Linked DNA regions of Homo sapiens: region 2 is linked to region 1. Evidence: chromatin contacts called from ENCODE Hi-C data. All regions are on one chromosome and are shown on one strand. The core of a region is the stretch at or near the end of the contact, and the rest is flanking DNA. Distances in the headings are between cores, read along the strand shown. Region 1 holds the start of LMAN1 (lectin, mannose binding 1). Region 2 holds the start of RELCH (RAB11 binding and LisH domain, coiled-coil and HEAT repeat containing).

What was found. Hi-C counts contacts between places; a loop is a spot of excess contacts on that map. Pooled maps may share reads with other maps.
Region 2: a loop to region 1 is called in a map of CD8-positive, alpha-beta T cell, with 10 times the contacts of the local background. The contact joins the promoter of RELCH here to the promoter of LMAN1 in region 1. A Hi-C loop is called at or near these places in 4 of 168 maps with a recorded cell type or tissue (CD4-positive, alpha-beta memory T cell, CD8-positive, alpha-beta T cell and naive thymus-derived CD4-positive, alpha-beta T cell) and 13 of 50 pooled maps.

The regions. Positions count from the first base shown.
Region 1 is chr18:59,357,771-59,361,052 of GRCh38, reverse strand. LMAN1 (lectin, mannose binding 1) reads left to right here and starts at 1,788. Exons shown (of 13, transcript NM_005570.4): 1 at 1,788-2,022. The coding sequence starts at 1,809. RefSeq lists a silencer at 1,504-1,803 and enhancers at 1,834-2,023, 2,214-2,263, 2,274-2,373.
Region 2 is chr18:62,185,443-62,188,724 of GRCh38, reverse strand. RELCH (RAB11 binding and LisH domain, coiled-coil and HEAT repeat containing) reads right to left here and starts at 1,470. Exons shown (of 29, transcript NM_001346231.2): 1 at 694-1,470. The coding sequence starts at 1,219. PIGN (phosphatidylinositol glycan anchor biosynthesis class N) reads left to right here and starts at 1,669. Exons shown (of 31, transcript NM_176787.5): 1 at 1,669-1,881. RefSeq lists silencers at 785-1,004, 1,955-2,167 and an enhancer at 1,155-1,364.

The sequences.
Region 1 (3,282 bases), core at 539-3,038:
AAACAGTTTTTTTTTTAAGAAACAGCTTCACAGAACATAAAGATTTACATTTATGGTTCAGCAAAATTACAAATATTTACTTGTATTATGCTTGAAATTCAGGTCCCTCATGAGTTCAAATCATGCGTAATGAATTGAAAATACTTAATATACATAATGTTTAACATAAAACGGTTCTTAAGATTGAAGGCTTCAATGATAGAATGGCTGGAATTGAAACCTACCTCTGCCACTTACTGTGTGACATTGGGCAAATTATTTAATCTATGCTTCTGTTTCCTCATCTGTAAATGGAAATATTAATGGCATCTACCTTAGAGGGCTGCTGTCAGCATTCAATAAGTTAACATATGTTGAAGGCTTAGTGCAGTTACACACAGAAAGCACTCAGTAAGTGTTTGCCATTTTTATAACATTAATGTTTGTTTAACAAATATTTATGGAATCTTCACTCTGTGCAAGGCATAGAGCTGGTTGCCAGAGCAATGAGAGAACCAAAGAAAATAAAATGATTAAATCCTATGGGTTGAAAACCATGGAGAGTCCAGGGCAATGACGCACATACACCATACAGTGGATAAATGTTTGTTACTGCTGCTGCTGAGATAGCAGTAAGTATGGTACTTTCATTTAAATTACATCTCGAGACTAGCAGGCGGAAAGCCTTAAATCCATATTCAACTTGAAGGTTTTATTTGAGCACTAGAAAGAGATTTAACAGTAATGGCCCATGAATCCGAAGATGGGATTCAACTTCCAAAACTGGGAAGTTAATGAAAAATAAGTTTAAGTAATGCGGGTATTGAGTCCCTAGGGCTAGTGTGGCGTTCATGTAGCCCACACGAACAGAGCTAATAAAAAGCCATGTGTAAAAACAATATAAATCATACTGCTGTTTCTTGGACTTGAAAAACTCATCATGACACATTTTTGAAAAAACAAAACTTTGGATTACCATGAATATTTTGACGATATTTTTTCCTAAGCAAGGGAAAGAGGAGTCCCCTTTAAAATATAGAACGTATTCATTGAGTGGAAGACCGATCCTATATCAAATGTCCAGGTTCTACAGACGCCTGGGTCCATAGCACATTATCCCTCTCACCAAAACCAAACCAAACCAAAGTCAGTTTCATTTGAATGCACTCTTGCCATGGTTTCAAAATTTGGAAAGCTCTTGGAATTAAATTTTGAGATGTAAAGGCTGGCTGACAAATTCACAGAAACCCTCTTTCCGACACCAACTTATAAATCCTAAGGCATCCTACAACCCCGTGGGTGCTGGTTTCTAGTTTGCAACGCTCTAACATAGCTTGGTAGAGCTCAGTGGGCTGGGACCATAAGCATTCGGGATTGTGCCACTGAAAAACTGATGTCACATCAAAAGGAACACCTTTCTTCTAATATACTAAAAAGGTTTTGTACAGGCTGGGTCCAGAGGTCTTAGGGCTAGCCAATTCCTGCTCCCAGGTATTCTAAGAAGCCGGAGAAAGCTCCCTGCAGGTAAGGACCCATCGGCGCTTCCCGCACTCTGCCGCGCGGGAAGCGAAGGTTGGAGTCCTTTCCCCACCCCCGGAGGGTGGGCGGGGCCGAAGGACCGCACCGCCCCAGACCCGCCCCCTGCGCGTGGCCCCGCCCACAGCTGCTCCTGGCCGTGCGGCCGCGCGGAAAGCGGAGGCCGGGGGCGGGGCTCACCCCTTGCCCTTGGGGGTCCCCCGGGCTCTGCCAATCAGCGAGCGCCCTGTTGGCCATCCGCAGCCATCCGCGCCCCTCCCTCTCCCGCCCTCCTCCGCGTTCCAGAATCCAAGATGGCGGGATCCAGGCAAAGGGGTCTCCGGGCCAGAGTTCGGCCGCTGTTCTGCGCCTTGCTGCTGTCACTCGGTCGCTTCGTCCGGGGCGACGGCGTGGGAGGAGACCCCGCGGTCGCGTTGCCACATCGCCGTTTCGAGTACAAATACAGCTTCAAGGGGCCGCACCTGGTGCAGAGCGACGGGACCGTGCCCTTCTGGGCCCACGCGGGGAGTAAGCCGGAGCAGAGGGCTGGGGGCCGGGTTCCTCTCCCCCTTCTGCTGCCTCTTCGCCTTTCATCCGCGGCTACCCTGGTGTGCTGAGGTTCCCGTTCCAGCAGCTGCACACCATATGCGCTGTGGAGGGGACCCTCCTGGCAGCCCCTCCGCCGGGTCCCTCCTGGTTCGCACGGTTCCCTCCGCTTGTCCCCGAGTCTTTCCCTCACCCATTCTGTTCTCTCTCACCCGCCTGCTGTCTTCCCTTCTTTGATCTCGTCGGTACTTTCCGTTGGATCTAGAGGTGTTTGGTTACCTCCTACACTTCCTAGCACTCAAACTTGCTTCTAGGTATCATGTTTCACAACGCCACGTCTCTAGGAGAAATGTGCCCTACCCCCAGCCATCCCAACCTGAGACATGTTCTAGAAGCCCCCTTACTTCCTTTCCCGCTTCCACCCCCCACCCCCGATCCCCGATTTCTTTGCTCCGGTGTTAGCAATGGTTAATGCTTCGCTTGAACCCCATGCCCACTGACGGCTCCTGAGATGGCATATAGTAGTATTAGAGTAATTTTTTAAGTCTTTGTATGTCAGAAGACATTCTTATACTGTTGGAACTACACATTTTCCTCTCAGTGACTTGGTGTGGTCTTTGATCTTTTCTCTCGTAGTAACACATTATGTAACTTTTTAGGAGAAGGGATATATTTTTAGGGATTGATTGTTTCTGAACCTGAGACTAAGAATAGCATTACATTTTTAGCCCTTTAAAAAAATTGGAAGCATTGAAATAATCTTGGGTTCATATTTTATTCACTCTCTGTGTTTGGCACTTTTGTAGATAAGAGAGCCTTGCTAGAGCATTTACTTACGTGAAAGAAAACATATCTGCACTTTTTAGTGCTGATGTGTCACTGCTGACTAAGGAGTCAATCGTAGCACTTGGCATGACATAAGCTCTGTTCAGTGACCATCAGATATACCCGTTGAACAAGTGGCAAATGCCTTTATATGAGATGAGGAGCTCTGGCAGTTTGAATTCTATCTTTGTGTGTGATTAATCTTTTTTTTTTTTTTTTTTTTTACTATAAGGTTTAGGGTACATGTGCACAACGTGCAGGTTGGTTAGTATGTATACATTTGCCATGTTGGTGTGCTGCACCCATTAACTAGTCATTTAACATTAGGTATATCTCCTAATGCTATCCCTCCCACCTCCCCCATAAGTAATCTTTTATATAAGGTTTTTATACATCACTTTAGATTATCCAGTTCTT
Region 2 (3,282 bases), core at 221-2,720, 2.8 Mb before region 1:
TCCTATCTAATGCAAAGAGAAAAGCCTGCAAGGTGGTGGGATGGTGAGACAGACTGCTGGTAGAACCTGTCTGCCTTGCTCCTTGGATTTCCTGTAATTTTGGACATTACTTAAATTAAGGCATTGAAACTGAATTACATCAACTTTATCTCAACAGAACAAATTTTGTGCAGCAGAAAACCCAATTTTGGCGGTGAAAAAGTCGTCCCAAAGACAAAGGGTCTTAAGTACATCTGACTTTTCGGAGACAGCAGCAGTGTGTCCTATTCTTTCTCTCCTGGCTCAGACTCAAAGAACTACTGCAGGCAATTCAGGTAACACTATTTCCTGGTAGTGTGATTCAGGTAACTGGAGAAAAAGGAAAATGCTTAAAGCAATAAACTAGTATAAAAGGGAACCTTCTGGAGTCCCGTAATAGCCAGTGAACTAGAAACTCTTGATATTTTATAGATACTGACACCAGTAGGGGAGCCAGGAGCCAAGTGCAACACCAGCCAAGGGTTGGAAGCAGGCAGAGAGAACAGTCATTGCCTGATCCTCTTGCTTCCACCGCAAAAGAGCGCCCCCACCCCAATACTCTCGTTCCTTAAAATGTCCCTATCGGGACCCACGCAGAAATACCCCCTCTCCCCTACAGTAACTCCGTACAATCCCAAATACCCTGCCGGAGTGTGACAGGCTGCGTCCACTTACTGAGCTGTCCCCCGCCCGACGCTGTACTCGGTTCCCGACCTCCAGCGCCCCCAACGCCGGCTGCTCCAGGGACCCCTGGCGCCCCCATCCCCGGCGGGGTTCCACTTTGCCTCTCGAAGTTGCCTGGATTGGAGAAGTAGTCGCGCAGCCGAGGCAGCTCCCGGCCACTCTCTAACAGCTCGGTATGCAGCTCCAGGGCGGTCAGCAAGTATTGATCGCGCAACAGCTGAGCAGCGATCGCATCAATTGATAATCGGGCCGGGGTCTCCCCGGTGCCCCCCAGGGCCACTGCAGCCGCCGACGCCTCCCCAGGGAGCCCTGGCCGCGCACTGCTTCCTAAGGCCACGGGATCCTGTGGCGACAGCGAGCCCGCAGAGCCAGGATCTAGGCCACTTCCGGCGCCCAGCCGAAGTACTGCCCGCCGTTCCTCTGTTGCAGCTACCTCGTCATCGTCCTCATCCGAATCACTGAGAAATGGATTCACGCCGCCACCACTGCCACTACCTCCAGGCGCCATCGCCGCCATCTTATCCTGTCAGGAGTGTGGGCGCCTCCCTGACTGGTTCCGACGGGCCGCAGCCCGAATCCTCTAGGCCTCAGGGGACACAGCGCACCTCCACAGCCCCGGCCTGACCACGTCCTGCCTCCCGACTTAGAGACAAGGAGTACGCTCCAAGGCAGGAGATCCGGATGCAGCTGCACCTGATGCCTCAGCCTCTGCTGCACCAGCAGCCCGGCTCTGCAGGCGTCTTCCTGGTCTCCAGTCTCGCGAGAACTGGAGCGTGCCCCTGCCCCTCTCCCCGATCTAGCCCCGCCCCAGCCCCGCCCCAGCCCACTTCAGCTCCGCCCATTCCCAGCGCCAGATAGCAAAGATTGAAGGCCCCGCTCTCCGCTCAAAAGCAAAACTCCACCCACGACTCCTCCATGATTGGTCAGAGAAGGAAGGCGTGGAGCGGACTGACGGGAGACTGGCCCGAGAATTATCGCGATAGCAGCAGCGGCCGGGCAGGTATTGGGGGCGTTCCGGAATTGAGGGGTGGTTGTAGTGGTGGCTTAGGAATACCCTCCCGGCTATCGCTTCAGTGGGTAGAGGGGACCACTGCCCGAGAGCTTTAATGGAGCTGGGTCCTGCCTTCGCGCTGAGGAGCCCTCGTTTTCGAGATCAGGCCTGACCGGGATAAGCTCCAGGTAAAGTTCAGGGACCAGTGCGCGGAGGGTGTCGGCGCCCAAACTGTGGTGTCGCGCCCGCGGACGCGCTGTTTCCCTACTGCGCTGCACTTTTTCTCGCTATTTGCTGCCAGTGGTGACATTTTGTCCCCATGGATAGCAAGTGCCCAGGCCTGTAGTCGGAATGTGACTTCCTTTCTTTTCCCTTCTCTGCCACATGCTTGCACACTCGGGAGGCCTAGCGACAGCACGACTTCTCAGCCCCGGAGGTGGTCCTGCCTGTGGGTGGGGACGGGGGCTGGAGAGACTAAACGGAAAAGGGAACGCTGAGGTTGGCATTTGCCTGGATCTGGGAACATCGTCGAGTTGGAAAACAAATTGTTAGGTACTCAATAAACGCTTAGGATTTAATACACGATTTACACAACAGGGACCCTTCAGAATATCTAATGCTGTCTCACCAGTAGACAGATAAGTAAACTTAAGCCAAGAGTGGTTGTTATAAAATCAGCTCCACGCCGGGCGCGGTGGCTCACGCCTGTAATCCCAGCACTTTGGGAGGCCGAGCCGGGCGGATCACGAGGTCGGGAGTTCGAGACCAGCCTGACCAACATGGTGAAACCCCTTCTCTACTAAAAACACAAAAATTAGTTGGGCGTGGTGGCGCAAGCCTGCAATCCCAGCTACTCAGGAGGCTGAGGCAGGAGAATCGCTTGAACCCCGGAGGCGAAGATTGCAGTGAGCCGAGGTCGCGCCACTGCACTCCAGCCTGGGCGACAGAACGAGACTCCGTCTCAAAAAAAAAAAAAAAAAAAAAAAAAAATCAATTCCGCTAATAAGGAGTCAAAGGAATTAACATCATTTCTCTTATGTCCCAAACGATTCTTTATCCACTGTCTCCTGCAACATTTCTGACTCGTTCATGCAGGCTAGAATCAAGGTTTTGGAACTTAGAACTATTTTAAAAGTTGAATGCTTCAGAGAGTTTTGATTTTTTTGATGAAATGTTAGCATATAAAGTACATATCCTAAGTTTAGAAGATCAACGTTTATCTTTTATGTCATTCCTTGATTATGATCTGAAAAGGTAAAGGAATTTCCAGTCAATACAATTAGACTGCTATTTCTTATGGCTCCTATTTTTTTCACACACAAATGACCACTTTTCCAGGCTTTAGATTTCCTTTCTTAGTGTACAGGTAAGTGACATATTACATTCAGTGTGTAGTAAACATTCCACAGTAAAGTATCTCCCGTTAGCTCCATGGAAAAATTAAAATAGACGATTCTTACATAACCTTAGGTCAGGTTATTGGTTTACATGTAAAAGTATGCCAACAGTTAAGAGTAGGCTTTAATTTCAATATACCCAGGCTCAATAAACTAAAATTTTCATTTGAATGGGGATTTGGGTTTTTAAAA